2 separate regions of the Homo sapiens genome follow, and region 2 is linked to region 1. The links are chromatin loops, found by intact Hi-C in ENCODE. Cell type or tissue: Calu3. All regions are shown on one strand. Each heading gives the region's core, and the rest is flanking DNA. Links, peaks and the distances in the headings are about the cores only.

The links. Hi-C counts contacts between places; a loop is a spot of excess contacts. Peaks named below come from ENCODE experiments on the same cell type or tissue, not always from the same donor. Only the 100,000 strongest peaks of a DNase experiment are listed, where the experiment ranks them.
Region 2: a loop joins it to region 1, with 4 times the contacts of the local background. A loop is called at or near these places in 8 of 110 quality-filtered maps.

Annotation. Positions count from the first base shown.
Region 1 is chr6:7,473,914-7,489,473 of GRCh38, forward strand. It overlaps the pseudogene HNRNPLP1. Among named protein-coding and RNA genes, the nearest start is that of DSP, 60 kb to the right of the region's middle. In Calu3, for the core only: no CTCF peak of the experiment used is centred there; a DNase peak (open chromatin) is centred at 6,098.
Region 2 is chr6:7,524,748-7,541,756 of GRCh38, forward strand. It overlaps DSP (desmoplakin), which reads left to right and starts at 16,924. Exons shown (of 24, transcript NM_004415.4): 1 at 16,924-17,009. It overlaps DSP-AS1 (DSP antisense RNA 1), which reads right to left. Exons shown (of 2, transcript NR_183331.1): 2 at 15,704-16,306. RefSeq lists enhancers at 1,707-2,208, 7,934-8,479, 12,134-14,912. In Calu3, for the core only: no CTCF peak of the experiment used is centred there; a DNase peak (open chromatin) is centred at 7,694.

The DNA.
Region 1 (15,560 bases), core at 2,890-10,889:
GCTATGACTAAAGGCCCATTGAAGGCATGTGGGGCAATAGGAGCCATAGAGAGGGACCTACTTCTGTTCACCAGGGAACTGAGAGCTCAAAGGTGGCTCCTAGCGAGAAGTGACTCCTAAGCTGAGTCCTGAAGATCGATGTGAGTGGGCCAGGCAGAGGAGAAAGGGAGGAGGAGCGTGTGCAAAGGCCCACTGCCGAGAGAGCCAATTTGTGGGAAGAACCAAGAATCACTCAGTAGCGCTGGAGTTGAGTGTTGGTGTGGGGTGGGAGGGTAAGAGAAGAGGTGGACAGGAGCTCATTCATGGAGGGCCTTGAACCTGTGCCAAGTCTGTAATTTATCTTGTTAGAAATGCACAGACATTGGTTTTAAACCAGGGCATGTCATGATTACATTTTTTTTTTTTCAGAATGATCATTCTAACCCAAATATGGAAAATAAATTGGACAGGGGAATGGGGAGGTCTTTTAGGAATCTGTTTTATCCTGGCAAGAGACAAAAAGGGCATTGGCAAAAGGGAGAACATTCGTTTGCTCATTCCTTTATTCATTCACTTATTTGACATTTACTTTATGTTTTCCCCTGAGCATCTTTTATGTGCCAGCATTGTGCTGTGCTGGGTGCTGGGAATACAAAGGCAAAAAAGAGAAACAAGGTCCCTGCCTTCCTAGGGCAGACACTTACTTGGCAGTTCTGGTTTTCTTAGTCTGTTCTGTGCCAATATAACAAAATACCACAGACTGGGTAATTTATACGGAACAGAAATTTCTTTCCTCAGAGTTCTGGAGGTTTGGAAGTCCAAGATTGAGGGGCTGGCATCTTTCAATTCTTCTTCTTTTTTTAAAAAAAATCTATCTCTTGGGCCAGGCATGGTGGCTTATGCCTGTAATCCTAGCACTTTGGGAGGCCGAGGCGGGTGGATCACCTGAGGTCAGGAGTTCGATACCAGCCTGGCCAACATGGCGAAACCCTATCTGTACTAAAAAAAAAAAAAAAAAAAAATACAAAAATTAGCCAGGCGTGGTGGCACATGCTTCTAATCCCAGCTACTCAGGAGGCTGAGGCAGAAAAATCGCTTGAATCCAGGAGGTGGAAGTTGCAGTGAGCTGAGATCATGCCACTGCACTCCAGCCTGCGCAACAGAGGGAGACTCCATCTCAAAAAAAAAAATCTATCAATCGCTCTGTCTGTCTGTCTATCTATCTATCTATCTATCTATCTATCTGCTTATTTAGAGACTGAGTTATGAGACTGGCTAATTTTTGTATTTTTGGCAGAGATGAAGTTTCACCATGTTACTAAAGCTGGTCTTAAACTCCTGGGCTCAAGTGATCCATCCCCCTCCACCTCCCAAAGTGCTGGGATACAGGCATGAACCAACGCGCCCGACCAGGGATCTCCTTGCTTTGTCATCCCATAGTGAACAGTGGCAGGGCAAAGAGAAAGAGAGAAAGAGAACAGGAATAAGTGAACCCACTCTCTCAATAATGGCATTAATCCATTCATGAGAGCAGATCCCTCGTAACATAGACAAGGTCTCACTCTGTTGTCCAGGCTGCAGTTCAGTAATACAAATATAGCTCAGTGCAGCCTCAGCCTTCTGGGGTCAAGTGACCCTCCTATCTCAGCCTCCTGAGTAGCAGGGACCACAGGTGCATGCCGCCACACCTGTCTAATTTTTTTTATTTTTTGTAGAGATGGGGTCTCCCTGTGTTACCCAGGCCGGTCTGTAACTCCTGGGCTAAAGTGATCTTCCTGCTTTGGCCTCCCAAAGTGCTGGGATTAGATTACAGGTGTGAGCCACCTCATCTAAACATCTCTTAAAGGTTTCACCTCTTAATATTGTTGTAATTGCAATTAAATTTCAACGTAAGGTTTGGTGGGGACAAACATTAAAACCAGAGCACCGGGCCAAGTGTGAAGGCAATGACAGTATGTATGAGCTAACATGATACAGAGTATTTTGGGAGCATATATACCAGGAGCATATTCCAAGAGATTTGGAGCATCAGAAAGACTTTCTTAAAAACTTCCCTAAAATGATGTCTCAGCTAAGACCTGAAGGAGGAGCAGGAGACGGCCAGGTGAAGGAGAGATATTGGGGGTTCCAGGTGGTTGGAATAGTAGAGGCAGCTTTCCAGAGAAGAGAGACATCAGAGCCTCTGAGTGAATGTAAAGAAGTTCAGTACGACTGGACCACAGGGACTATTAAGGTGTGAGGCTAATGAGGGAAGCAGGGACCTGATCCCAAAAGGCCTCTAAATCACATGAAGGAGACTGGACCTTATAAGAGGCATGGCATCATATAAGAGAAAGGATCAGATGGACATCCTGAGAAGATCACAGTCTGGATAAATAGTAACAAGACAGACTAGAAAGGACTTGGTGAACCATTAGCTAGATTTGGGGTTACAGAAGGGCATGAAGACTCGCAGGTGTCTGACTTGGATACCATAAAACAAGAGGAAGAGAGGTTGGGAAGGAAGATCTAAATTTTATTTTGGACCTGTTGCTTTTGAGGGACATTCAAGTGGAGCTATTCAGTAGGTGCTTGCATATACATTCCACGTGGAGATGGAATAGAGTTATTGGCATGTAGGACCTACACAGTGCAGAAATCATAGGAGTGGATGAGACCAGGTAGGCAAGTCTGCAGGGTGAGAAGAGAGCTGTGGATGGAAACTCAGGGGATTCCAACATTTAAGGTTCAGGCAGAGGAAGAGGGCTCTGCAAAAGAGGCTGGGAAGGGGCAGTTAGAGGTACGAGGAAGACTCAGAGCAAGAAGTCATGCACTCTAAAGATCTCCAAAGAATAGGACAAGGTCAAGTGTGTCAAATGCCTTGGAGAGCTTAGGCGAGATAAGGATTGAGAAGTGGCCATAGAGTTTGGCAAGAATTGTTTCAGTAGAGAGATGAGGGTGGGAGTGGGCAGCCTGCAGTAGGTGGAGGAGCCGTGGGAGGTGGGGAAGACTTCAAAGTCAGTGAAGTGAGGAGGCAAATACCATGCTTGATGGTAGAGCAGTGTCCAAGCCAGCCAGGGGTGGGTCGCTGGAAAGACAGACTGAGTCCGTGGCTGCAGGAGGAGAATGCTAGTAGTTAAAAAGTTGAGACCCAACTAGGGGAACAGAAATGTTTAGGGGTTAAAGACCAGTGATTCTGGCTAGTAAAGGATCCTGAACCACCAAGCGCATTCATTACTGTTGCCCTTATTAATCTTAAGCATTGATTATATTCACCCAGACAGGAAGCAAGAGTTCTGTAAGTTCTGTTTAAGTGACCAGTGAACATGAATTATTGAGCACTTGCCATGGGCCATGTACTGGAGTTACAAATATAAATAGGTGCCTGCTCTTGAGTATCTCATATCCTTTGAAATACCTGCATTGAAAAAGGCAGAGTAAAACTGGATTGATTTCCAAAGCATCAAAAACAGTAAGAAATGTAGATTTTAATAAAATCTCACTTGTTTTTTTTGTTATATTGGGTTCAGAGAAAAACGAATCTCATGAAGTTTTGCCTTTACAATTCACATTCCCAAGGTCTGAGGGGTCAAACAGAAATGAAGGCAAACTCAAATCTAGAGTTCTGTGAGAGTGGCATTTGGGTCAGGGTGGATGGAGAAATAGACCACAAGGCAGGGATAGGAAAACTCGGGCTGGTAGGGCTGTTGGGACAAGCTCGAGACCAAGTTTACATGGCTTTATGCTAGATAGATATGGATTACAAATGGGAAAACTGCTTTTGGTTTATTTGTTGTATACCTTTTGGAGAAAAAAAGTGATTCTACATAAAAATACCAAAGGGGCCGGGCATAGTGGCTCACGCCTGTAATCCCAGCACTTTGGGAGGCTGAAGCGGGCAGATAACGAAGTCAAGAGATCGAGACCATTCTGGCCAACATGGTGAAAGCCAGTCTCTACTTAAAATACAAAAATTAGCTGGGCATGGTGGCGCACGGCTGTAGTCCCAGCTACTCTGGTTGCTGAGGGAGGAGAATCACTTGAACCCAGGAGGCAGAGGTTGTAGTGCGCCGAGGTCACGCCACTGCACCATCAGCCTGGTGACAGAGCAAGACTCTGTCTCAAAAAAAAAAAAAAAAAAATACTAGAGGGAAATAAACTACAAGTGTTAACAGTGATTACCTTTTGGTGGAGGGATTAGGAGTGATTTGATTTTCTTCATAACTTTTCATATTTTAAATATTTGTGATGAATAATACTAATTCTATAATCTGAGAAAAGATGCTATTTTTAGAATGCAAAAAAAAAAAATATATATCGAAAAGAGGCAGGATGCCGGGAGTGGTGGCTCATGCCTGTAATCCCAGCACTTTGGGAGGACAAGGCAGGAGGAGTGCCTCGGCCCAGGAGTTACAGACCAGCCTGGACAACACAGCAAGACCTTGTCTCTACGAAATACAAAAAAATTAGCTGGGCATGGTGGCGTGCACCTGTGGTCCCAGCTACTCCGGAGGCTGAGGTGGGAAGATCACTTGAGCCCAGGAGTTTGAGGTTATAGAGAGCTGTGTTTGAGCCACGGCACTCCAGTCTGGGCAACAGACGACTGAAAAAGAGAGAGAGACAGAAAGAGGGGCAGGTTTGTGTTCCAGTGCAGTGACCAAAATGACCAAAATGAAAACAAACAAACAAAAAAAGATACTGGGTGATAACATCGCTTCATCAAAAACAAAAAATGTAGAAGATTATACTGGTAGGAGCAATATTCAGAAATAACACTGAAGACCTAAAAATCACATGCCATGCTTAACCTTGTCACAAACTAGGGGTGGTCCTAGGCATTTTCTTTAATGTATTTATTAATATATAAAATCTAGTAATAATCAATCTGAAAGAAATGGTGTGATTGTGAGTCAGCCCTGCACACATTGCCCCTAGAAGAGGAAAATGACTTGCCCAGGTTTGTACAGTTATTATCTGCATTTTTCTGATCATGTGATATTAATTTTCTCTTGAAACTTGAAATTATGAGGTAGAAAGTGCACTGTGAGAACAAATGTTGAGTTATGGCTGCCGGAGCTCCAAAAAATTGAGTTATAATTCTTTTTTTTTGAGACAAAGTTTCACTCTTTTTGCCCAGGCTGGCTGAAGTGCAATGACATGACCTCGGCTCACTGGAACCTCCGCCTCCCGGGTTCAAGTGATTCTCCTGCCTCAGCCTCCCAAGTTGCTGGGACTATAGGCGCCCACCACTATGCCCAGCTAATTTTGTATTTTTAATAGAGACAGTGTTTCACCATGTTGGCCAGGCTGGTCTCGAACTCCCGACCTCAGGTGATTCGCCGGCCTTGGCCTCCCAAAGTGCTGGGATTACAGGCCTGAGCCACCGCACCTGGCTGAGTTATAATTCTTAATTGTGACATTTTTATTGATGAAAAGAAAATGATTTGATGCCTCTGATAAGAGACTGATATATTCTAAAATAAAGGCTCATTACTAACTGAAATAGAGTTTTTAAAGTTTAATTTGGTAGGAGGGAAGTAATCTCTTAAAAGATATGGCTGGCTATTCTTAAATTCAATTTTAATGAGTATTTGTGGGTAACGAGATAGATGGAAATGTGTTTTGGGAATGTATTCTCATTTTCAATACGATTCCCTTTTATTGATCTCATGGGAAGAGGGCCTGCTTTCCCTTGTATGAAATTTCTAGACAAAAGAGACCGGGTGCTGTGGCTCACACCTGTAATCCCAGCACTTTGGGAGGCCAAGACAGGTGGATCACCAGGTCAGGAGATCGAGACCATCCTGGCTAACACTGTGAAACTCCGTCTCTTATACAAAAAAATTAGCCGGGCGTGGTGGCGGGCGCCTGTAGTCCCAGCTACTCGGGAGGCTGAGGCAGGAGAATGGCGTGAACCCGGGAGGCGGAGCCTGCAGTGAGCTGAGATCGCGCCGCTGCACTCCAGCCTGGCAAGAGAGCTAGACTCTGTATCAAAAAAAAAAAAAAAAAAAAAAGAATAAAGTGTCCGTCCTGCAAGTTGCTGCCAGTGCAGGCAGGTCAGGGAGTCTGCTGCCGCTGGTAGGGAAGACAAGCTTGCAGCTTTCCACACCCATTCCTGAATTGCGAGAAGGGAAACTTACCCAGAAGCTGGAAGGAATCCAGAAAACATGAGCAAACCCACAGCTTCTCCGTTGATAGAAAGGCGTGTCCACTCATTTCTTACGTCTACTGAAGCCTTGAGAAGATTAATTGAGGGTTTGCCTGCCTCGGAGGCATTTCACCTGGGCAGGCTGTGTCCTGATCAGCAATGTTCTAGGCTGTCAGGACAGACACACACTTAGGCACTACGTGTGTGAAATCTCAAAACCGCAGCTGCTGACCTAGGATTTTGTAGACACTCTCCGCTCTTTAGGGCCAGAGAGCCCCAGCAGTGAAAAGCCCAAGGAAGGTCTTGTTTTCCTTGTCATGTCTTTCAAATAAATTAGGGAGAATGAGCACAGCTAAATTTGAGAAATTATTGGCACAGCCGTCAATTAAATCCTTCAGATAGAAAACACATTTTTCTTTTCTTTTCTTTTCTTTTTTTTTTTGCTGTGTTTATTTTCCAAACAATTTTATTGAAATGTGCCAAGAGTACATGGGCAGCACAAATGTATGAACAGGAAAAAAAAAAATCACATGTACAATAATTTTTTTTTTTTTTTTTTTTGAGATGGAGTCTCGCTCTTGTTACTCAGGCTGGGATGCAGTGGCACGATCTTGGCTCACTGCAACCTCCGTCTCCCGGGTTCAAGCGATTCTCCTGCCTCAGCCTTCTGAGTAGCTGGGACTATAGGCGCCCGCCACCACACGCGGCTAATTTTTTGTATTTTTAGTAGAGACGGGGTTTCACCGTGTTAGCTAGGATGGTCTCCATCTCCTGACCTTGTGATCCGCCCACCTCGGCCTCCCAAAGTGCTGGGATTACAGGCGTGAGCCACCGCGCCCGGCCCACAATAATTTTTTAAAAGTGAAGAAGTGAAGGTTAATCTTGGGACAGATCAGGTCCCCTCTCGCTCCCCCTGCAGACTTCCAGCGTTTCCATTAAGGTTAAGCCTCTACAAACCTAGCTTTCAAAAAAAAAACAAAAACAAAAAAAACAAAAAAAAAAAAAAAACGAAAAATGGCATAAAGGGAAGAGAAATGACTTCCTGCTCTGATGGGACTCTTCCTAGCCACCTAATTAGGAGGCATGCTGAGCGGTGGAGAAACACAGCTTCAGAGTGTAAGGTATGGACCACTTGGGTTTTTCATCTGGTAATGGTTCAGGAAGCCCCGAGCCTCCAGGGCATCGCTCTTGGATTCCCACTCCAGCAGTCCAGAAGAGCTGCGCTCACTTTTGCCTGAGAATACTTTCACAGAAGATGGCCGCTTCACGCCCAGCTCATCTCAGATCTCAAAGAAGTTGTCAGTCACCTCCAGCGGGGCGTTGAAGAGGTGCAGCACGTTGCTGGGGTGCTGGATGCGGTTCTTCCCTGCCCGCTCCAGCGAGGGGAACCGATTGTTCGGGATTCACTGAAGTCTCTGTAACTGCAAGACGTGACTTCCAACCCGCATGACTGACAGGGCATGATGGCTGGCTGCTTGGAGACAGACATTCAGCTTCTGCCCAAACATGAAGTTGTTGCTGAGGTGGGTAGTGGCCCGGTCCACAGTGTAGCCGTCAGCCATCTCCACCATGGCGGTCCCCGGCTTGCTTTTCATGACTTTCACCTTCTCCACATTGCTATACAAGCAGAAGACATTGAAGACTTGGTCACAGTTCATCTTAGACTGATCCAAACTGTAGACCATGAGGACAGGGCTGTCGGGGTGAGGGCCATGCTCGGGTGGTGGGGAGGGGGTGGGGGGTGCCCATACTAGGGGCCGTTGCGACTTGGGCCCCAAGGGTGACTCCCCCTCACTGGTGGACCCGTCCTTCTCCCTTCGTAGTGAGGTCGCGGGCTGGGGGGCCATAGCCCTCATCATGGCAATGGGTGTGATACCCACGGTGGGGCCCTCCATATTCTGTGGGGTGATCTCCCAGGAGAGGGGGCTGCCTCTGGCGTTTGTTGGGGTTGCTGCCAGGGTCACCTTGTCCACTGAGATTGGGGTTTGTGTAGTCCCAAGTATCCTGATCATTCTTGAACACATTCAAGCGTGTAGGCTTCGTGTATTTGATCTTCAGAGTGCAACAGCCGGAATAGATTTCAGCCCCATTGAGTGAGGCCTTGGCCCACTGGGCACTTTGAACACAGTCAAATTCCACCATGGCCTGAACTCCATTCTTCCGGAAAATGGCAATTCTCTGGACAGGGCCACAAGGATTACCGATAGTGTAAAGAACATCCGTGGTGATCGAATAGATGGGGTTCAGGATGGTAAAGAGAAGCACACTGTTCACGCTCCGGATCATCCGAGTTCCCGGGGCGGGAGATCTTCTGGCTGGTAGAGTAGTTGACAAAAGCTGGGTGACCGGCAATATGTATTTGGTTGTCGGCTGTGTAGTTCACTGCGTTGCAAGCCTCTAGCACATCTTCAAACTCCACCAGTGCTTGTCTCTTTTTAGACATTACCATCACATAGCTGATGAGTCCAAACTCCTGCAAGGCCTCCACAATGTCAGCTTCCACCACACCATCAATTAGGCCCCTGATGTGGACAACTGGGGAGGCAGAGGTTTTGTGTGGGTCATCACAGTTCTCCTTAGAGATTAGGCTTCCATCAGATGGAATTCCCCACTCTAGAGGACAAGGCCTCTGCCCACCCGTTTCTGCTCCCTCAACCGCCCACGAGGCAGGGCAGGAGACACATTTTTCTTTTATAAAATCTGAGTTGAGAGCCCATCTAAGATTTTTCAGTACCTTTTGGAGTCAATTTAAAAATCCCACTGCAAGCCAGGTGCGGTGGCTTATACCTGTAATCCCAGCACGTTGGGAGGCCAAGGCGGGCAGATCACCTGAGGTCAGGAGTTCAAGACCAGCCTGGCCAACATGGCCTTGGCCAGCCACAGCCAACCCCGTCTCTGCTAAAAATACAAAAAATTAGCCAGGCAAAGTGGCACGCGCTTGTAATCCCAGTTTCTAGGGAGGCTGAGGCGGGAGAATCGCTCGAACCCGGGAAATGGAGGTTGCAGTGAGCTGAGATCGTGCCATTACACTCCAACGTGGGCAACAGAGCGCAACTTCAACTCAAAAAAAAAAAAAATCCCACTGCAGGTATCTATCAGGGTAATGTGGTAGAGTTTCTTCCAAGGGACTCAGAGCTTGACAAATCTGGTCATAGTGAGAAAAACATTGGTAAAGTTGTCCAAAAGAGCAGACAAGGTCATTCAAGGTATTTGATCCACTTTTAGGAGTTAAAGCAAAGAGCTAATTATTCAGGATTAAAAAAAGATTTTTAGCATTACTGTAGATACTCTTTTGTGTAAAGCGTAAGATAAGGACCACACTTTTTATTTTTTTTGGCGTGGCATCTTTCTTGAGTATCGATTGATCTTCAATGGAAGGGCTTATTTTGGGATGTTTTATTCTATTCCACTGGCCCATAACATAAGTCTATGCTTAGGCCAATACAAAATTGTCTTGATTACAGTAGCTTTACTCATATAGTAAGTTTTGAAATCGGGTAGTTTAAGTTCAACTTTATTTTTCAAAATTGTTTGGCTTAAGGTTTTTTTGCATTTCTATATAACTTTTAGGGTCACCTTATCAAATTCTATTTTTAAAGCCTGATGATATTTGATAGGGATGCATAGAATCTATAGATCAATTCAGGAAAAACTGTCCTCTACAATATTGAGTTTTTTGATCAATGTTCATGGTACGTCTCTCCATTTACTCAGCTCTTCAGATAAATATCTCAGTAATGTTTTGTGGTTTTTAGTGTATAGTTATTGCACTTTCTTTGTTAAATTTATTCTCAAGTATTTTATTCTCTTTGATACTATTGTGAATAAAATTTTTTTTAATTTCATCTTACTATATTGAAATACAATTAATTTTCATGTACTGAACTTGAGTCCTGTGACCTTGCTGATCTGGTTGATTAATGCCAGTAATTTTTTTGTAGATTCTTTGGGATTGTCTACATACAGAATCATGTTGTCTTTGAATAAATACACAACCTTTATACCTCCTTCCTAATCTATATATGTTTTATTTGTTTTTCTTGCATTATTTCATTGGCCAGAGCCCCAAGTACAGTAAGTCCTCCCTTAAGACCATTGATAGGTTCTTAGAAACTGTGACTTTAAGCAAAAAGACATTTTGTTCAATCAAAGTATTTTTTTCTTTTTTTTTTTTTTTGGCTGGGATTATAGGTGCATGCCACCATGCCTGGCTATTTTTATTTTTTGTGGAGACAGGGTCTTGCATTGTTGCCCAGTCTGGTCTTGAACTTCTGGGCTCAAGCGATCCTCCCACCCCTACCTCTCAAAGTGCCTGGGTTACAGGCATGAGCCACTGTGCCCGGCCTCAATGTAATAACATTGATGAGAAAAAAAAAATGGATTGTGTTATAAGTCACTTTGCTTAAAGTCACAGTTTTCAAGAGCCTATTGACATTACATGAGGATTTACTGTACAATGCTGAATAAAAATGCTGAGAGCAGATATCCTTGCCTTGTTCCCAATCTTAGAGGAAAACTATTTGATCTTTCACTATCTTATTATTTAAAAAATTGTAGTAAAATATACATAACAAAATGTACACTTTTAACTATTTTGAAGTGTGCAGTTCTCGGCATTAAGTCCATTTACACTGTGTAATCATCATCACCATCCATCTCTAGAACTTTTTCATCTCCCCAAACTGAAACTCTGTACCTATTAAACACAGACTCCCCATTCCCCCAGCCCCTGGCAAACACCCTTCTACTTTCTGTCTCTATGGATTCCATTATCCTAGGTACCTCATATTAGTGGAATGACAATATTTATCCTTTTGTGTCTATCTGGTTTCACTTAGCACAGTGTCCTCAAGGTTTGTTCATGTTGTAGCATGTCTTGGAATTTTCTTTCTTCTTAAGGCCAAATAATATTTCACTATATATTTATTCTTTCACTTTTAAGTATAATGTTAGCAGTGGGGTTTTCATAAATGTCTTTCATCAAATTGAGGAACTTTTCTTTTACTCCTAGTTTATTGAGAGATTATATCCTGAATGTAAATTGGATTTGGATAAATGATTTTTCAGCAGCTATTGAGATGACCATGTGGTTTTTGTATTTTATTCTAATTATAGAGTGTAATTATATTAATCAAATATTGACTGTTAAACCAATCTTGCATTCCTGGGGTAAGTCCCACTCAGTCATGGTGTATAATCCTATGCTTTTTTCTAAGAGTTATATAGCTTTATAATAGCTCTTACATGTAGGTCTATGATTGATTTTGAGTTACTTGTTGTATATTATGTAAAGAAGGGTCCAAAATCATTCCTTTGCATATGGATACCCAGTTGTCCCAGCACCATTTGTTGAAAAGCCTATTCTTTCCCCACTGAATGATCTTGGCACTCTTGTTGAAAATCAATTGACTATAAACGTAAGGGCTTATTTCTGGAACTTCAATTCTGCTCCATTGATCTTTATATCTTCCTTATGCTGTACCACACTGTCTTGCTTACTGTAATAACTTGTAGTAAATTTTGAAATCAGGAAGTATGAGTCCTTCAACTTTGTTCTTTTTTGAGACTGTTTTCGTGAATTTGGGTCTCATATTTCTTAGAGTCCTTTTTAACTTTACCTCATCTGGGAAGAATTGCCTTAAGATTATACACCACAGCAGTGCTTCTTAACTTGGCAGTACATAAGAATTACCTGGGAGGCTTTCTATTTTTTTTTTTTATTTTTGGAGACCAAGTCTCGCTCTGTCGCCCAGGCTGAAGTGCAATAGCATGAGCTCGGCTCACTGCAACCTCTGCCTCCCAGATTCAAGCGATTCTCCTGCCTCAGCCTCCCGAGAAGCCGGGACTACAGGCACGCACCACCATGCCTGACTAATTTTTGTATTTTTAGTAGAGACGGGGTTTTACCGTGTTGGCCAGGCTGGTCTTGAACTCCTGACCTCAAGTGATCTGCCCGCCTCAGCCTCCCAAAGTGCTGAGATTACAGGGATAAGCCACTGTGCCTGGCCTATATAAATTCTTATAGCCTGCACATTTATAGTATTTTCCCCTCTTTTATTATTAGCTTTTATTTTACTTTAACTGCTTATGTTTATGGTATCCATGGTTCTATTATTTTATTCTCTCTCTTTTTTTTGAGACAGAGTCTCACTCTGTTGCCCAGGCTGGAGTGCAGAGGTTTGATCTTGACTCACTGCAACCTCTGCCTCCTGGATTCAAGCGATTCTTCTGCCTTGGAATTACAGGCACACGCCACCACACCTGGCTTATTTTGTATTTTTAATAGAGATGGGGTTTCACTATGTTGGACCAGGCTGGTCTCGAACTCCTGACCTCAGGCGATCCACCCGCCTTGGCCTCCCAAAGTGCTGGGATTACAGGCGTGAGCCACTGCACCTGGCTTGTTTTATTCTTCTTTATATTTAATCTTTTTTCTTTTTTTCTTTCTTTTTTTTTTTTAAATGGAGTCTGACTTTGTTGCCCAGGCTGGAGTGCAGTGGTGTGACTGCTGCTCACTGCAACCTCCACCTCCCGAGTTCAATCATTTCTTTTGCATCAGCCTCCTGAATAGCTGGGACTACAGGCACACACCACCACACCCAGCTGATTTTTGTATTTGTATTTATTTTTAGTAGAGACAGGGTTTCACCATGTTGGCCAGGCTGGTCTTGGATTCCTGACCTCAAGTTATCCGCCCGTGTCAGCCTCCCAAAGTGCAGGGATTACAGGCGTGAGCCACCACGCGGGGCTTAGTCATGTTATTATAGGTGTCTTTGTGGTAAATCACTTTAAATCCCTTGTGGGAGAAAGTGGGATGTAAATAAAAACATTTAAAGCTTGACTTTTCCTTTCAAGAGCCTAGTATAGTGCATGGAACTTCCTGTTCTCCATAAAATATGTTTTGAGTTCTAAAACAGGCTGAGGGCGGGAGGTCAGAAAAAACTAGGTAAACCGTTATCAAATTGATTAGGACAAGGATCCAGCCAACCCCATTCATCATTTATCAAATACCTACAGTGCTACATGTTTGCCTTGCCATTTGACCATTGTGCTCAAATCCGGCAGAGTAAGGATGTCTGCTGGAGATCTCAGTACCACACCTGTAAAATGGGTTAACAGTACCTACCTCACAGGCATGTTGAGGGAATGAGGTGAGATGATATATTCAGAGCACTCACCCCAGAGTCTTGCACTTGGTGAGTTTGTCAATGTTATCTTCCCTCCTCATCTCCTTCCTCAATTAGATGCTGTGACTCCCTCCTAAGATTGTATTTACTTTACAAAAGGATATAATTTGTCGAATGTGCAAATGAACTTTGTCATGCTTTGATCCAAGGGAGTTTCTAATCTTTTTGGGGGAGGTGGGAAAGGAGAGTAAGAAATGAGAGGCCGAGCTCTCCACGCGGCCCATGATAAACACCAGGCAGCTTTGTGTGGAATCATCACTTGAGGGTTTGAGTAGCAGAAACATGATGCTGGAAGACATTAGAAGAGAAAGGTCCATGGGCCACAGAAGGAGACAGGTGTGGAATGAGAATTGCCGGCAGCAGCCATCCTTAGAGAAAGAGGTAAACTCTCCCCTCTGCAGGGGGCTTGACTCTACGGCCTCAAAAACTGTGAGCTCTCCAGACAACTTCTTCCTTGTGCATCACATCCAACTGCTGTAGCCCTTCCTCTGCCTCTGCGCTTTTCAGTCTGGACCCAGGACAACACCAACAGCAGGGCCCTGGTGCCAACCAAAGCCCATCAGGGAACTGCCCCCATAGTATCTACTTTTTTTTTCTTTGAGATGGAGTCTTGCTCTGTCATCCAGGCTGGAGTGCAGTGGCACAATCTTGGCTCACTGCAACCTCCGCCTCCTGGTTTCGAGCTATTCTCCTGCCTCAGCCTCCAGAGTTAGCTGGGACTACAGGTGCCCACCACCACGCCTGGCTAATTTTTGTATTTTTAGTAGAGACAGGGTTTTCAGGCTGGTTCCAAACTCCTGACCTCAGGTGATCCGCCCACCTTGGCCTCCCAAAGTGCTGCGATTACAGGCATGAGCCACTGCGCCCGGCCAAATGACAATTTTTAAAAATTGAGGATGGCTGGTGGCAAAGGAGATTCTTATGCTACTGGTTTTCTGGAGTCTATAGTTGAGCTTTAAGAGTCTTGGTTCAGGGACAGGCCTGGTGGCTCATGCCTGTAATCCCAGCGCTTTGGGAGGCCGAGGCGGGGAGGATCGCTTGAGGTCAGGAGTTCAAGACCAGCCTGGGCAACATGGTGAAACCCCATCTCTACCAAAATTACCAAAAAATTAACTGGGCATGGTGGTGCACACCTGTAGTCCCAGCCACTTGGGAGGCTGAGGAGGGAGAATCATCTGAGCTCAGAAGGTTGAGGTTGTAGTGAACTGAGATGGCACCACTACACTCCAGCCTGGGTGACATAGTGAGACTCTGTCTCAAACAAAAAAAAAAAAAAAAAGATACTGGTTTGGTGTTTCCTAGGACCACTCCTTCTCCTTCTATCTCAGTCCTATTTTATAATCTGATAATGCAATTTAGGTTGTGCGTTTTAAGGTGAAGATTAATGAGCTGTGCAGTGGCTTCCTTTATTAACATTAAAATTTTTTTTCAGAGACAGGGTCTTGCTCTGTCACCCAGGCTGAAATGCAGTGTCATGATCATAGCTCACTACAGCTGTGACATCCTAGGCTCAAGTAATCCTCCTGTCTCAGGCTTCTGAGTAGCAGGGACTACACATGTGTGCCACCACGTCTGGCTAATTTTTTTTTTATTTTTGTAGATACAGGGTCTTGCTATGTTGTCCAGGCTGGTCTCCAACTCCTGGCCTCAAGCCATCCCCCCATATCAGCCTCCCAAAGCACTGGGATTACAGGTGTGAGCCACTGTTCCTGGTCCCTTTGTTACTTACTGAGGAAGATAAATATAGAGATTTCATGCCTTATTCCACGTTCAGCTCCTACATTTGCAGTGTCACCTCCCACTAACTTACTCTCCAGTCACAGTGATATAGATATATAAGGAGTTGTCCCAAACCCACCATGCTGTACCTTTGCACATGCTGTTCACTCTTCTTTGAATGTCTTCCCAACTTTTGTATGCCTTGAAAATGTTTATTCATTCTTCAATATCTACCTTAGACTTTAGCTTTCTCCATGAAGTCTTCCTGGGGGAAGTCTTCCATCCTCAAACCCCTACTCATTTTTTTGTGTGCCTTTTTCAGACTCTATTTTCATTCTTGCATATCAGTCTCCCTTACTACACTGTGAGTTCCTTCAATACAAAATCTCCATATTCTTTATGTTTGTATTTCCAACACTATGACTATCCCTTTTATGTGTGGGTGTGATGAATGTTTCTGCAATTTTATATTAAAAGAAAAAAATTCATGAAGGGAATTTCCGAACTTATTGTACGCCAACAGGTTGGCAATCTACTTGTAGAATTAT
Region 2 (17,009 bases), core at 4,485-12,484, 52 kb after region 1:
ATGTTGAGGTGTTGACATCCCAAACCTGTTTTAACTGGAACATACATATGAATCCCACTCTGCACAAGGCATGATATTCTTGATTTCATCCTTTCCTAACTCCCTTTGTCTCATGGCATTTACAAATCTTTTTTTTTTGAGACGGAGTCTCGCTCTGTCACCAGGCTGGAGTGCAATGGCATGACCTCGGCTCACTGCAACCTCCGCCTCCCGTGTTCCAGCGATTCTCCTCCCTCAGCCTCCCAAGTAGCTGGGACTACAGGTGCACACCACCACGCCCAGCTAATTTTTTTGTATTTTTAGTAGAGATGGGGTTTCACCATGTTGGCCAGGATAGTCTTGATCTCTTGACCTTGTGATCCGCCTGCCTTGGCCTCCCAAAGTGCTGGGATTACAGGCATGAGCCACCGCGCCCGGCCCAGCATTTACAAATCTAATTGAAGAAATACGAAATAAGTGCACACAGAAGTTACATAATGAGTTAAGAAAATGCAAGGAGAAAACATATAGTACATGATCAATTGCGAAATGCTGTGAACTCAAAGAGACAGCAGGAGGGAAAGGTAGAGAGAGAGGGAGAGGAAGGTGAGTGGTATGGTGAGAGGAAGTGTGTTCCCAGGGCGGACATCAGAGCAGGTTTTTACAGACTCGCATTCCTGGCTCTGCTGATTGCCACCCAAGTGACCATGGATAGATAACCTGACCCCGCTAAGCCTCTGTTTTATCGTCAATAAAATCAAGATTATAATTATAATACCTCTCATATTGTGTTATTGTGAAGATAATTTATGACAAAATATATTAAATGCTTTGTACTATAGCTAATGTATAATATGTGCAAACTAAATGGTAGCTAGTGTTTATTCTATTAGACTAAATCCCTCCAGGATGGGAAGTATGACTTACTTATTTTTGCTTCCACAGAATCTAGCACAATGCTTGACTCATAAGTACTCAGTAAAAGGAAAACATTTGTTGAATGAAGGGAAGGATAAATGGATAGATGGCGGGATGAATTTTTTTTAAATGAACTATGGGCTTTGGTGACATGGAAGGGTGTCATGGAGAGCAAGAGGTGAATCTAACCGTGCATGGAGAAGAGAGGAGGGCACTGCAGTGGGAGAGGGCAGGAACCAAAGCACAGAGGCAGGAAGGCACCTGGGATTGAGTATTGGGATTCGGCTGTGGAGGGAGTGGCCTGCCAGGCTGTGGAGTGTGTATCTTACCTGTGGATAGTGGGAGCCAAAGAAGATTCATGAGGAGGAGAATGGCATGAGAAGGGAACTTTTCAGAGGGTTAGCCTGGTGCTGGTGTGGAAAGGAAGGGGGCAATCCATACTAAGCGAGAAGTGGTCAAGTTCCTGACCAGAGTGACAACTATGGAAATAGAGACAAAGGACTGACTGAGGAGAGGTCAGAGGTCTCACATCTCAATTCATTTGGAATTGGTAAGGTGGTCACTTAAACCATCTACCAACACGCCTGCTGACTCTTGAAAGGCCACATTTTTGGCTGGGCACAGTGGCTCATGCTTGTAATCCCAGCACTTTGGAAGGTCAAGGTGGGCGGATCACCTGAGGTCAGGAGTTTGAGACCAGCCTGGCCAACATGGTGAAAGCTTGTCTGTACTAAAAATACAAAAATTAGCTGGGCTTAGTGGCACACTCCTGTAATCCCAGGAGGATGTACTCGGGAGGCTGAGGCAGGAGAATCGCTTGAACCTGGGAGTCGGAGGTTGCCGCGAGCCAAGATCATGTCATTGCACTCTGGCCTGGGCAGCAAGAGCAAAACTCCGTTTCAAAAAAAAAAAAAGAAAAAAAGAAAGACCACACTTTTGAAAATCACTGTGGGTGAGTACTGAGTTAGAGAAGAGACATTGGAGGAATGGGTTGACGAGAAGTGTGGAGCCTGCTGCATGAACTGAGTCAAGGAAAGGTGATTTGAGGGGTAGGCTTTTTTTTGTTTTTTTTTTTTGTTTTTTTTTTTAGAGACTTGGGAAGATCAACAGCGGTGAGTATTAGAATGGGCAATGGAGAGGGAATAATCTATAAACGTGGAACTGAACTCGGGGCTAAACTGCCAATGACGGAGACTCACTTGCCTGAACAAAAGTGAACTGGAAGTCCAGCAACAGGCTCTGCCTGTGGTGGGGCCGAGGGCACAGGTGAAGCCTGGTGGTTGGAGCCACACTGGGCCACTCCCCTTCCCTGAGGAGGAAGCAGAGCTGTGGTCACCTCCCTTCCCCCTCCAGCCTCCATGGAGATCTCCCCTCCCTCCTCCACGTCCCGCGGATACTTCCCTTCCCCTCCACGGTGCACGGAGACCTCCTCTGCCCCCTTCAATTTCACTTGACTAGGAAGACACAGAGGAGCTAGCGCAGGTGGCCTGCTTCTTTTATGTTTTTGGAAAAGCGGTCTGTCTTTCAGGAGGAAGTTATTTTTTCTTAGATAAAGGGACTATCTCTGGGGGAAAAATGATTCCAAAAAAAAGAAATAAAAAACAAAGAAAAATAAGGACTCTCCTTTCTCCTACCCTTGGGGGGAATTCACTCATTCATTACCACATTTAATTAAATTGAAAAAATAGCCACTTTCTTCTTCCAATAACTACTATTGTCGGTGACTACTTGATGTTGTCTTCTGTTAACCACATGACATCCTCTGTGAGTTTGTGGAGCACCAGGGAAGAGGTAAGAACACCCAACTCAGTATTGCTTTTCCGTAACACAGGAAGATGCTGTTAGGGCTAGGTATTCTCTGGGGTTCTTAAAAATTAGATCAATCCAAGAAGACTGAGAAAAATCACATGTATTTCCCCAAAGAACTTTACAAAGGGTAAGACGCTCTAGCCCGGAACTAGAACTTTAGCATAAATCTGGTCTGAAACCTTGGTTAAGGATGTAACAGTTTATATTGGGGAATCTGTATGTGGATCTGAAAAGCAGGCAGCTTTCTAGGTTTCTTATTCACAACTGGTGCAGATATAAAGTGGTGCCACCATCTGAGACGACACTTTGGCCTTTTTGTGTGTGAAAATTGACATACTCTATGTGAAAATTCATATATTCTATGGTCTAACCTTCCATCCTTGGGTATATACCAACAAGAAAACCCAGGAGACATATCTAAAGATGTTCAGAGTAGACCTTTTTGTAATAGCAAAAATGTATAAATCAACCAGTTGTCCATCAACAGCAGAAAAGATAAATACAATGTAATACGTTCATACAATGGAAAGTTATTAAATCATTAAATGGCAGATGGTCTTATAGTGACACGCAACAAAGTGGATAAATCTGAATAATATAATAGTGAGAAAGTTAAAGCCGGGTGCAGTGGCTCACGCCTGTAATCCACTTTGGGAGGCTGAGGCAGGCAGATCACTTGAGGTCAGGAGTTTGAGACCAGCCTGGCCAAACTAATTAAACCTAACTCTACTAAAAATACAGAAATTAGCTGAATGTGGTGGCGGGCATCTAATCCCAGCTACTCAGGAGGTTGAGGCACGAGAATCACTTGAACCCACGAGGTGGAGGTTGCAGTGAGCTGAGATCACACCATTACACTCCAGCCTGGGTGACAGAACAAGACCCCATCTCAAAAACAAACAAACAAAATAAAAAAACAAAAATAAAAAAGCAAGTTAAGTCCAAGAATTACACACGACATTAAGCTCCCTTCACAATGTTAAAAACAACTAAAATGAAACAACAAAGTTTTCCAGAATAGGTATATTTATGATAAAACTATAAAACACACATATACTTAATAGGAAGTGAATAGTAAACCAAAAACTCAATATCCAGGAGAGTTCGCTCAGGTGAGCAGATGGATATAAATTACACTCGTTTTGGGTGGTGAGCTGGTGGATGTTCTTTATCTTATTTTACAAATAGGGTGATGGGGAATGCAGGGACCAGAGATGAGTGTGTCATGAGCTATGACGTATGATTAATCCAGTTCTGCACATCTGAGTGGGGTAGGGGTTGTGGGAAACCATCGCAGGTCTTGTGGGACACAGACAGACCTGATGACTTTTCAGATAGAATTGCAGACTGAGTAGGCGGAGGAATGGAGTAGATATATTATTAGAGTTTGTCATCCAGGGCCTGGCAGGATAATCAGTGTCATGAAGGGCAGCACTCCTGCCTGGAGGAGTTTTCAGCTTATTCCAGACAAAACAACAATGGAGACATTGAGTCTGAGTTAAACATTACGGCCATGGAGTCTACTGTTTTTATTTTTCTAAAGATAAAGATATTGTAACTCAAATGTCTTTATTTTATTTTTTCTGTCAAGAAAGTTATTGCAGAGACAAAAATTTGGAAAATAAAGGATAAAAAAGAAAATATTATTCCAATACCCAGAGATCATCACTGTCAACCTTTTGGTGTGTTTGCCTCCTGTGGACTGTGATAGATAAGAACCACTAACTACCCACCCGTTGTATATTTTCTGACCGAGGCGACCTAGCAAAACTGTTTAGAGCTTAATTCTTTGGAGTGAGAAGAACTGAATTTGAATCCCAGCTTTGCACTTACCAGCTCATGGCAAGCCAATAGCCTTCCGTAAACCCCAGCTCGGTGATGGCACTAGTGGGATTTGTTTTGAGGATTAACCAAGAGGAAACGTGGTGCAATTAGCATTTACAGTGTCTGGCACACAGTCAACCTTCAATGAGAGTTGTGAGTTATTATTAAGATGATGTGCCTGGTTTGGGGCAGTGAGGTTCATTTAGTTAAAAGATGGGGAACTCCAAAAAACACCCAAACAGTGGAAGGGATCCTAGGGTTGTGAAGGTGGAAAGGGCTATGTTATGTTTGATTTGAAGACAACCTGATGGGTGACTTCCAATATGTGAAAATGAAGGCTGTCTCAGAGGATTTGAGAGCCCAGAAAATAAGCTTAATCCTGCTCTTTCAGCATAATAGAAAGTTTATTTATCCTCCTCCAGTGAGAAAAAAAAAATACCTTCAACATGAGAAGAGGAAAGGGCAGGGGAGGAAATGACAGGGACAAGCAGTATCATCTTTTGAGCCTTTGTCTTGGCCACAGCAACTCTCTGAGAATAATAATATACTCTATTTCTCCTGCACTGGGGACCGAACAAGGGGGTATCTAGGTTGAATGCCTCCAAATTTATGTTCTAAAAGTGATGGAACATCCTCACCACTGAAGGTTTTATAAAATGTACAACGGACCAGAGTGGCCTTGGGCTTCTCAACAGCAATTCTGCAAACAACAGATAATGGAGCAATGCTTCCAATAGTCTGAGGGGCCATTATTTCCAAACTTAAATTTGATATCTGGCCAGATGATCAATGAAGTTTGTAGTGGAATAAAGACACTTTCAAACACACAGGTTCTCAAAAACTTTACCTCCCATGTCAGTGGAAGATGTGTGCCACCCCACTGAAGGAGTAAACCAAGAAAGCAAAAGACACTGGACCCAGAAAAGAGAGGATCCAACCAACACGCAGCAGGCAGAGGGGATGACGGTGAAGGAGACCCCACCTCAGCAGCTGAGAAGCAGGTCAGGTCTGGAGAGCAACCAGTTCAGATTGGAGCCAGCCAGAAGATGCCAGGAAAGAATGCTTTGAGCAATGAAATTAATAGAATAACTGATATGAATGTATTGAGAAAATCTTTACTCAACTAGGGGAGAGTGTGGGGATAAATTAATAATAGTAACAGACTACTAAGCCAAAGGGGAAAAAAAAGACAGTTCTTAACACTGGGTGATGGGGAAATTGTAATGAAAATGAAAGTTAAGGCTGGGCGCGGTGGCTCATGCCTGTAATCCCAGCACTTTGGGAGGCCGAGGTGGGTGGATCACCCGAGGTTGGTGGATCACCCGAGGTTAGGAGTTCAAGACCAGCCTGGCCAACATGGTAAAACCCATCTCTACTGAAAATACAAAAAAAAAAAAATTAGCCCGGTGTGGTGGCACGTGCCTGTATTCCCAGATACTCCAGAGGCTGAGGCAGGAGAATCGCTTGAACTCGGGAGATGGAGGCTGCAGTGAGCCGAGATTGTGCCATTGCACTCCAGCCTGGGCAACAAGAGTGAGACTCTGTCCCAAAAAAAAAAAGAAAAAAAAGGAAAAGTTTATAGTAATTTTACTACTTAAAAACAACATAGCAGTGTTATTTACAGTATCCAAAAAGTGGAAGCAATCCAAATGTCCATCAATTGATGACTGGTAAAAAAAAATGTGGTGTATTCATACAGTGAAATGTTATTTAGCCTTAAAAAGGAGAGAAATTCTGACACATGATATAACAAGGATCAACCTTGAGGACGTTATGCTAAGTGAAATGAGCCAGACACAAAAGCACAAATACTGTGTGATTCCGTGTTCATATGAGGTCCCTGGGGTAGTCAAATATATTATAGAGACAGAAAGTAGAATGGCAGTTACCAGGGGTGGTTGAAGTTGGGGAATGGGGAGTTTGTGGTTTTTGTTTTTGTTTTTTTGTTTTTGAGACAGGGTCTCACTCTCTCGCCCAGGCTGGAGTACAGTCGCAGCTCACTGCAACCTCCGCCTCCTGAGCTCAAGTGATCCGCCCGCCTCAGCCTCCCAAGTAGCTGGGACTACAGGTGCACACCTGTATTTCTGTAGAGACGGGGGCTTGCCCTGTCATCCAGGCTGGTCTCAAACTCCTGAGCTCAAGTGGTCCGCCTGCCTCAGCCTCCCAAAGTGCTGAGATTACAGGTGTGTGCCATCGGGCCTAGCTGTGAGTTAGTGTTTAATGGGGACAGTTTCTATTTGAGATGATGAAAAAGTTCTAGAAATGGATCGTGGTGATGATTGCACAACAATGTGAATGTACTTAAGATCACAGAACTGTACACTTAAAATGATTAAAAAGATAAATTGTGTTATTTATATTTTACTGCAATAAAATATCTGTGCAGAAAACCCCAAAACACCCGGTAAGGTGCTGTACAAATGAATTGAATTACAATTCAATTATTTTTCTCATAGTGATATCAGATTTTAAAGACTCAGATATTGGTGAGATCCCAATACCTCACTTTGGTAAGGAAAAGGAAATTACCTTTTCCCAACAAAATCACATATCTTTATTTTTAAAATCTATGATTCGAAAGGCATACCCTAACAAATAATCCTGTATATCCATCTTCCAGTGATAACCCCTATGCCTCAAGATCCTTTATCTGTCTCTTCTAACATATAATTTTCAGTGTAAAAAAAGTCTGACCATACTACATATATGGTTTAAAAATTGCTTTCTAAACAACTTTACAATATATTTTGCCTTCTTTCCACATCTATGTTTATATGAACACACTCATTTTTTAACTTATTTTTGGGAACTCTGGGATCAAGGTATATTTTATATTAATGTAAGTCCCTCTTCTAAAGACAAGCCCCTCTGTAGTTAGAGGTTTTCAAAAGCCTCCTTTGTATGTTTTCTATTGTCTCAGAGACACATGAAATAAAAATATTGATTTTTGTTTTAAGAACACAGAAATTCCAATTTTAGATCATGAGATTATTTTTTCCTTATTCAGTAAAGCAAAATAAAAACCTGTTTAGAGATGATGGTGATGTTTCTTCTGTGTGCCTTGGTGGGAAAGGACTCCGAGTTGCTTTGTTCATTTCCACCTGAAGCCAAACTGCTAAGCAGTTAAAACTCAAGGAGCCGTCGGACAGGTTTAACGAGAGTGAAGTGTGCCGCTCCACACCCACCTTTGCAAGACAGAACTGCTTCACGGGTTTGATGAAACTGCTGTGGAACTGTGCTATAACTTCTTCCTATATTGGAAATGTTTCTGTCTCAAGCCAGCATGGTTTAAATGTTTCAGATTAAAATTCTGCAAATTAGTAAAAAATGCACACATTGAATCAGGTTAAATCTGCTGTCACGTATATTAACTTATTATTGGAGAAGAAACAATCCCTGGGGCTGTTCTCCTGATTTGCACGACTTTTTCTTGAATCCAGCTCTTGCTGAAGGGATGCTTTCTCATTTGGAAGTTAATTTATTAAATTGTGAGGAGCTGGTTAAAGAAAGTAGAAGTATGCCGGTTTTCTTAGAGTTTCCTAAGTATGAATGGCTGGTGAATTTCTCAAAGTTTAAGGAGGAAACTCTCCTGTTTCTGACGTTTGCAACCCACCCTTCATTGAGGTCTAAGGAAGGATTGCTGGGAAGATTCTACAAGGAATTGTCTGCACCCCGCAGGGCTGGATTGTTTTCCTAAACACCATTTGGTGGTGGTTGTAACTCCTGCCACTCAGTGATTGCCACTGCCTCACCCCTTCCTGTTTCCCATCCATAGCGAATGCTATTTGCCATTGATGTGAAAAGTTCTAGAACAGGAGTGGATCACTCGCATGGAAAGCTCCAGAACCGGCTGGGTGTGGTGGCTCATGCCTGTAGTTCCAGCACTTCGGTGGTATCGCTTGAGCTCAGGAGTTTGAGACCAGTCTGGACAACACGGCAAAACCCTGTCTCAAAAAAAAAAAAAAAGCTCCAGGATCTGTACCTTGTCACTTTCAGAGCCTTTTTAAAAAATCAAATGCCACCAGGAAATATTATGCACCTTTAAAAGCAATGCTAACAAGACATTTACACGAGGTTGGAAAATGCTCATGATATTATGATCAACTAAGAAGCTGAGGCCGGGCGTGGTGGCTCACACCTGTAATCCCAGCACTTTGGGAGGCTGAGGCAGGTGGATCACCTGAGGTCAGGAGTTTGAGACCAGCCTGGCCAACATAGTGAAACCCTGTCTCTACTAAAAATACAAAAATTAGCCGGGCGTGGTGGCAGGAGCCTGTAGTCCCAGCCACTAGGGAGGCTGAGGCAGAAGAATTGCTTGAACCTGGGAGGCAGAAGTTGCAGTGAGCCAAGATCATACCACTGTACTCCAGCCAGGGTGACAGAGCGAGACTCTGTCTCCAAAAAAAAAAAAAAAAAAAAAAAGAGCTGAATACAAACTTGTATATAACCTGACATTGGTTGGTTAAAAAGTTCATTAGGGGAAAAAACTGGAAGGAACCTTCCAAAAATATTTAGAATGATCACCTTGTCTGGTTGATAATTTGCTTTGCTTTTCTTTGCTTCTCTCCATTCCCTTCTGCCTTTTCTGAGTATTTTACAGCAAATACATAGACTTTTATAAGCAGGAGGAAAAAACATCCTAACTTCAGGTACATCCTTCTAAGCAAGCCTATTAATTGATTTGCTGTGTGAGCTCTCAGCTCCAATCTGGGCTTTGCCCTTTACAGACTTGGGCCTTGGCAAGTAATGCAGGTTCTTTCTCATGGCCTCACTTCTCTTAGCCAGTGTAGGATAAGATGAGGAGTTTGAATAGGGTTTCTTCCCTGTGATCTGTGATCTTACCAAGCTTCTGACAAAAAAAAAAAAAAAAAAGCAAAAACAAACAAACAAAAAAACAAAACAACCATAAAAACAAAAACAAACCAAAAAACCCCAAACTTTTTGGGACCCTAGATGAGGGGAGTCAGTTGAAACTTGAAACTAAAGATGACCTTCCCCCAGCTCCTGCTCTATTTAAATGATCACTTTCTTTTTTCTTTTCTTTGAGACAGGGTCTTGCTCTGATGCCCAGGATGGAGTGCAGTGGTGATCTCAGCTCACTGCAGCCGCTGCCTCCCAGGCTCAGGTGATCCTCCTGAGTAGCTGGGCCCACAGGTGCGCGCCACCATGCTAGCTAATTTTTGTATTTTTTGTAGAGATGAAGTCTCGCTATGTTGTCTAGGTTGCTGTCAAACTCCTGTCCTCAAGTGATCTGCCTGCCTTGGCCTCCCAGTGTTGGGATTATAGGCGTGAGCCACTGTACCTGGCCTAGATGTTCATTTTCTGTGTGTTGCTATTATAACCAGTGGGTTGTTTGATATTTTGTCTCCTGCTTTAAATGTTAAGATCAGTGAAGACAGAAATCTGGACGTTTTTCTTATTCTTTAGTCTCCCGTATACCTACACCTCTATCTGTAGCAGGGAAACAATGTATGTGCAATAACTAGCTCATGATGATAAGAAACAAATGGTTTATGAAATTTGTTGTTGCTGATGCCTAAGATTTTGAAAGGTGGTCACTTTGGAAACCAGGTTACATTTCGTTGGCATTACAATCATCCAAAGTCAGATCATTTATGTCTTAGTGTCCATTTTGATTTCATGATGTTTAGTATATGAATCTCTAATTTCATTTTTTCTTAACAATGGAAGCTACATTCAAACAAAACAAAACAAAACAAAACATGCAAATACATGCACTGTAATTTGAGGACACCAAGAAAATCACCACAGCTTTGGGAATACAACTAAAAAAAATAAGAGTAGCTGGATGTGGGAAGATCACTTGAGCCCAGGAGTTTGAAGCCAGCCTGGGCAACATAGTGAGATCTCTAAAAATAGATAATAAATAAATAAATTCATTAATTCAATAATAACTGTAATGCATTTTGGTGTGACTTCTGCAAAGCAGGCTTATTACTCTAGTGGAGGAAAATAACAATTGAGGTTGGGTGTAGTGGCTCATGCTTGTAAACTCAGCACTTTGGAAGGCTGAGGCAGGAGGATCACTTGAGGCCAGGAGTTCAAGACCCGCTTGGGCAACATAGTGAGACCTCACCTCTACCAATAATAAAAAAATTAGCTGGATGTGGTGGCACATGTCTGTGGTCCCACCTACTCAGGAGGCTAGGTGGGGGAATCGCTTGAGCCTAGACAGTTAGGGTGTAGTGAATCCGGATTGCCCCATTGAACTCCAGCCTGGGCAACAGAGCAAGACCCTGTCTCCGGAAAAAAAGTAAGAAAATAACAATTGATGGGATAATTTCTTGGTTTCAAGTTGATACCAAATCATTGCTCAGAAATGTGTTCTTTCATGACTGATGGGACAGGAATTTTGACATAATGGAAAGGGCATGAGACTAGAAACAGATGGAATTCTGCTATTTTAGGTATCAAGTAACTCACGGACGTTTCTTAACTTCTCCAGGACTCACTATTTTCTCTTTATTAAAAGGTGAGTTCTGGTTTATATAGTGCTTACATTGGGGACATGCTTTCCTGGACAGAGCACGTGTGGTCCAGGTGCAGCGGGTGGGAAGTGTCCTACAACCACTCTGGCACCACCATGATCTGTTTCCACTGGTGGCCATGCTCAGGGGGTTTCATTTGGAGAATGAGTTCTGAGGCTTTACCAGTTTTTAAATAACTGGTGCAAAAATGTTTTAAGCAAGCTTCTGTTTCTGAAATTCTCTATGGAATATAAATGTTGAGTGCCTTCAGTAAAGGATGATTAGCTATTCAAAAGTTTCTTCACGTAACCATTAGCACATTATATCTCCATGTGGTGTTTGCTGATAACTGGGTTTACTAGCAATAATCTGCATCTTGCATTTGTATATATATAAGTTTGAGTAAGTGTTCCAATCCTAGCATGTTCTATAGATTGAGAGTCCCTCACAATCATGATAAGCTTAGAAAATTACTTCCAAAGTATTTTCAAAAGGTAAACTTACTTGGCTGTTGTATTATATTTATTGACTGTGTGGCTTACCCACTAAAGTAAGTGGGAGTTATTGTTTAGCTTTAGATGTCACTTGGCCATGGGTGTGAGTGGCTCCTCTGTGGTCCATAGCGGTACTTGCCCTCACCGGGAACTTTAACCTCCAGCCTCGCATCTTGCAAATCTGGGTGCTACATGAAAACAGGATCAGGCAGGAAAGTATGGATGAATCCCCAATATCCATGCTATCCAATGAAAAGCAGTCAAAAACTTACTCTATTTTTTTTCTTTTTGGAGACAGGGTTTCACTCTGTCACCCAGGCTGGAGTGCAATCGCTCAATCTTGGCTCACCGCAGCCTCGACCTCCTAGGCTCAAGCGATCTTCCCACTCTAGTCTCCCCAGTAGCTGGTGTATACGGCCATGCCAGGCTAAGTTTTGTATTTTGTATTTTTGTAGGAAGGGGGTCTAACTATATTGCCCAGGCTGGTCTCAAACTCCTGGGCTCAAGTTATCCTCCTGCTTCGGCTTCCCAAAGTGCTGAGCTTACAGGCATGAGCCACCGTGCCCGGCCCAAAAAACATATTCTTAAAGCACAATGGATAGCACAATTTACCTGTGCCAAACACAAACCAAATGGCAACAACAATAACAATAAAAACTCATCACTTCAGTGACAAAAAATGAGAAGTTCCTTTGAGCTATTTAATTTCCACAAAGTTAAGTACCCTCCCCCAGCAAAAATGAAAAATCACTGCAAACAGACAAACTCCCCTGTTCCTGAATGACACTTAAACCAAGTAAACCAAAGATAGTTTGGGGTTAATGTATATATTTTACAAACATTTTCCTATTTTTGAAACGAGCTTTGTCAAACAGCTTTCTTCATTTTGACAATTTTAATTAGGAGAGACCAATCTTATTTTTGTGATAATTCAGATCCTAGATTCATTATTTCTGGAGGATTCTAATTTATTCAGACAAATGGAAGAGAAAAGAAAGAGTAAAATATACATATCCATTTTATTATTAAGATTTTAATTGTCTGACATTTTAACAGGCATTTTCTTTTCCTTCACATTATGGTTCCAATCCTAGCTTCTGCCTGTAATTTTGACTTATTAAAATACTACTCCTTGGCCGGGCACTGTGGTTCATGCCGGTAATCCCAGCACTTTGGGAGGCCAAGGTGGGTGGATTGCTCGAGCCCAGGAGTTCCAGATCAGCTTGGGCAACAAGGTGAAATCCTGTATCTACAAAAAATACAAAAATTAGTCCAGTGTGGTGGTGTGCGCCTATAGTCTCAGCTACTGGGGAGGCTGAGGCAGGAGGATGACTTGAGCTCAGAAGGCAGAGGTTGTAGTGAGCCAAGATCATGCCACTGCACTCCAGGCTGGGCGACAAGTGTGAGACTCTGTCTCAAACAAAACAAAACAAAACAAAAACCCCAGAACTACTCCTCTGTTAGGCAGAACAGTTATTTTAACTCATGGGCTATAAATCTTCTTGTGATGAAGAGGTATCATTTACCAACACAAAGATATAGAGAGTTCCCATGGGATTTTGAGCAAGTAAATGATTCTTCTTAATCTCACTGAAATCAAAGTGTCGTTTTCTTTTAAAAATCTGCTCTGAATATGACTGATTCGTCTTTCCTAACTGCAAGGTGATTTCTAAGGTCAGCCAGAGAGAAAGTTGCCTGTCAGTGATCTGTTTTATCAGTACAAGGGGAGCTATCTATGAGTGGCAGGGAAAAAATAGCTGACCTTAGGTCAGCCAGTGAAGACTCTGCCAGACTTTGGATTCTGATTTTTTAAACCAAGTTGTAAGAAAACAAGCTACTTTTAAACCTCTTTGCTGCGCTTTCAAAATTCTATAAATATACCTTCATTATAGCATACTTAATGTTGTATTGTAATTATTTGTTTTACTACTGCAGACTTTGATATCCTGCAGAAAAAGAGTCATGCTTTATTCATCTTCATGTGTCTAGCATTGAATCTGTTGTGTAACATGGTAGATGTTCAATAACTGCTTTCTAAATGAATGCATCTTAAATGTGTCCAAGAGGGAGGTTTACTGATTTACATGTGGGATAAAGACAGGAACATTAACGGTTAAAATTTCGCATCCAGCAAAGAACTTTTGGCTTAACAGGTGGTACCTTAAGCTTTATATGTTTCACAGTGTTCAAGAATGTTCACGTATTTTATCTCATTTGACCCTCACTGTGGATTTGGAAGGTTGGCAGAGCAAGTGTTATTTCCATTATACACATGAAGAAATTGAGCTCTTGCATAAGTAAATTGTAGCACTAAGATTATAACTATGGGCAAGTTATCCTCGCTCTTCACTGTGTGATGAGCCAACCTGGACAACTGATGTGTGTGTGTGTGTATGTGCATGTGTGTGGGTGTGTGTTGAGGTGGGGGGTGTTCCATCTGTCGGGCATGTCAATCTGTTTATTTTATCCTCTTATCTTTCTTTATCACCCTTAGAGAAAGATAAATGAAAGCCACTGTCTTCCTAGAGCAGGCATGTTTGGTAGCTGGAAGCCGTTCGTGTTCTTGGGGATGCCTGGAAAAGCCCAGGAAGCAGTAAGATGGGTGAGGAAGCAACGCAGCCAGAGGTGTGATTGGTGGCGTGGGCTCTTCGCCTCCTCCTCTGTTTTGCCTGCAGATTGAACAGTTTTGTGAGTCTGGGTGGTGTTTGGGTCTGTGTGGAGCCTGGTTCCTATGACCGTAAGGGGACCCTTGGCTAACAAGAGCTTTTGTTACCACTGGGGGGGTGGTTAATAGATATGTGGGTTTTTTTTAAAAGGATAATTCTACCGTGCAATTGTGTAGCCTCTTTATTACACATTAGGGAAGAATAATCCCTGAATTTTTTTTTTTTTTTTTTTTTTGAGACAGAGTCTTGCTCTGTTACCTGGGCTGCAGTGCAATGACACGATCTCTGCTCAATATAATCTCCACCTCCTGGATTCAAGTGATACTCGTGCCTTTGCCTCCCAAACAGCTAGGATTACAGGCGCCTGCCACCACACCCAGCTAATTTTTGTATTTTTAGTAGAGATGGGGTTTCATCATGTTGGCCAGGCTGGTCTCGAACTCCTGACCTCAAGTGATCCACCCGCCTCTGCCTCCCAAAGTGCTGGGATTACAGGCATGAGCCACCGCACGGGCCCCTGAATTTCTTAAATCAAAGTTTTACTATAATATATTTAAGGGCAGTGACTGGACCCTATTTATCTTTGTATGTTGCAGAGTATTTCCATATCCTAGGTTATAATTATTTGCTGAACAAATGAGATGCATAGAGGGAAAACATCCTAAATGAAATGTTGTACATTATGCACTGACATTTTCCCTCCATGCATGTCTTTCTCTCCTCCACCAATGGATATTATGGGCTGTTTGTGCAGAGGCTGACTTCCAGCCATTGATTCTGTTTGAGAAAAACCACCGTCTTGTCTATAGATCAGTGTTTGTACAGGTTGAGCATCCCTAATCTGAAAATCTGAAATCCAAAATGCTCCCAAATCCAAACTTTCTGAGCACTGACATGATGACCACAAGTGGCGAATTCCACACCTGACCTCATGTGATGACTTGCAGTCAAAGTGCAGTCAAAACTTTGTTTCATGCACAAAATTATCTAAAATATTGTATAAAATTACCTTCAGGCCATGTGTATAAGGCATATAGAAAACATAAATAAATTTCATGTTTAGGCTTGAGTTCCATCCCCAAAGATCTCTCGTTACGTCTATGCAACTATTGCAAAATCCAAGAAAATCCAGAATCCAAAATATTTCTGGTCCCAAGCATTTTGGATAAGGGGTACTCAATCTGTATAATCATTTAAACACTTGACCACTTTGGTTTTATTAAAGATTCGAGGAAATTGAGACTACGATGCAAATTATTGGTTGTGCTAACAGTGATAAACTTTTATCTCATTATATGTGTTTACTCCTTGAATTTAAGACGTTCAGCTGTAAAAAGAAAAAGAACAAGACATTTTGTCAAAAATTATGCCTAAAGGGTCAAGTTGTCATGAGAAGTGCTATAATACGACAAATTTTAGAAAGTCCCCCCCACTCCCTTTACAACATAAAAATGTAGTTTTTTATTTTTGTTTTCAGTTCATAAACATTTTGGAAACGCACTGTATCAGAAGGTAATTAGCGGCATTGTTTGGAAAGATGAAAAATTTATTAGAAAAGATCTTTAAATGGCTTTTACTAAAGCGTCATTTAACAATTTTTCATATTATAGAAACAGCTTTTCATGGATGGTGTGACTGGGTCTGTATCCAAACCCGGTTCGGTTCCTGGAGCCAACGGCGTAGTTAACACTCAGCCTCTTGCAGTTAACACTCAGCCTCTTAACTGGGAGTGGCCCTGGAGCAAGTCGCTGGAATGTTCAAGCTCCGCGTCACTCATCGGTACCAAGTTGATGATCTCTGCCTAGGGTTCTTCGCCACCCTCAGGCTCAAGTCCCAGGAGGCCTCCTCCGCTGACTTGGGTGAACAGCTCTGAGTTCCGGAGAGGGTTCGGTCTGCGGAGAAGCGCGCGAGAGACAAGCATCCTCAAGGTTCTGGTACAAAATTTGGAAAATGGACCTGGCGTTGAAATCTTTACTCCTCGTTTAAAAAGACCATCGAAAGGGAAAAAATAAAAGAAATTGCAGTTTATATTTTTGTTATCCCATGAAAAATTAGCTGCAGTGTTTTCCTCTTCATGCCAAAGAGATTAATATTTACGGTGAAGACTTTTCCAGGAAGTCGTGGTTTTCTGTAAAAAAAGGTTTTACACATCAGAAATCGGACTTCTGGGGCAATTTCCTGAATTCCTGGAATAAAACAAAACAAAAAAAAGCCCCCAAACAAAACTCTATCATCTAAAGCGTTCCCTCCTCACTGTGGTCCTAGTCAATGCGTGGTAGGTAGCGTTTCCAGTGATCAACAAAAGTAAATATTTGACCAGTAAGTCTCCAATCGAGAGGCCCCTCCATTCCAGCTATTTCCGCCCGGGGACCGAGGAAATCCTCAAAAGCCGGGCCACGCATTCCCAGCCCGAGAGGCCCCAGCGCAGAGCGCAGCAGCCCCCGCGAGCGCAGGTCCTCCCCGCGGTGGCTTCGCCCAGGGCGCTTGGGTCTCGGGGACCCCGCCCCCGCCCCGCCCGGTGTTACTCAGGCCTCGGTGGCGCAGGGCGGAGTCGCGGGCGGCGGGCGCAGGTGGGGAGGGGCGGCCGGAGCGCGTCGGTGACACCCGCGGGGGGGCGGGGAAGGCGCGGCGGCCGCACCCCACCCTGGGAAGAAACCGGCCAGGTGTGGCCTAGGCGCCCAGTGCCAGCGGGGAGGAGACTCGCTCCGCCGCCGACCAACACCAACACCCAGCTCCGACGCAGCTCCTCTGCGCCCTTGCCGCCCTCCGAGCCACAGCTTTCCTCCCGCTCCTGCCCCCGGCCCGTCGCCGTCTCCGCGCTCGCAGCGGCC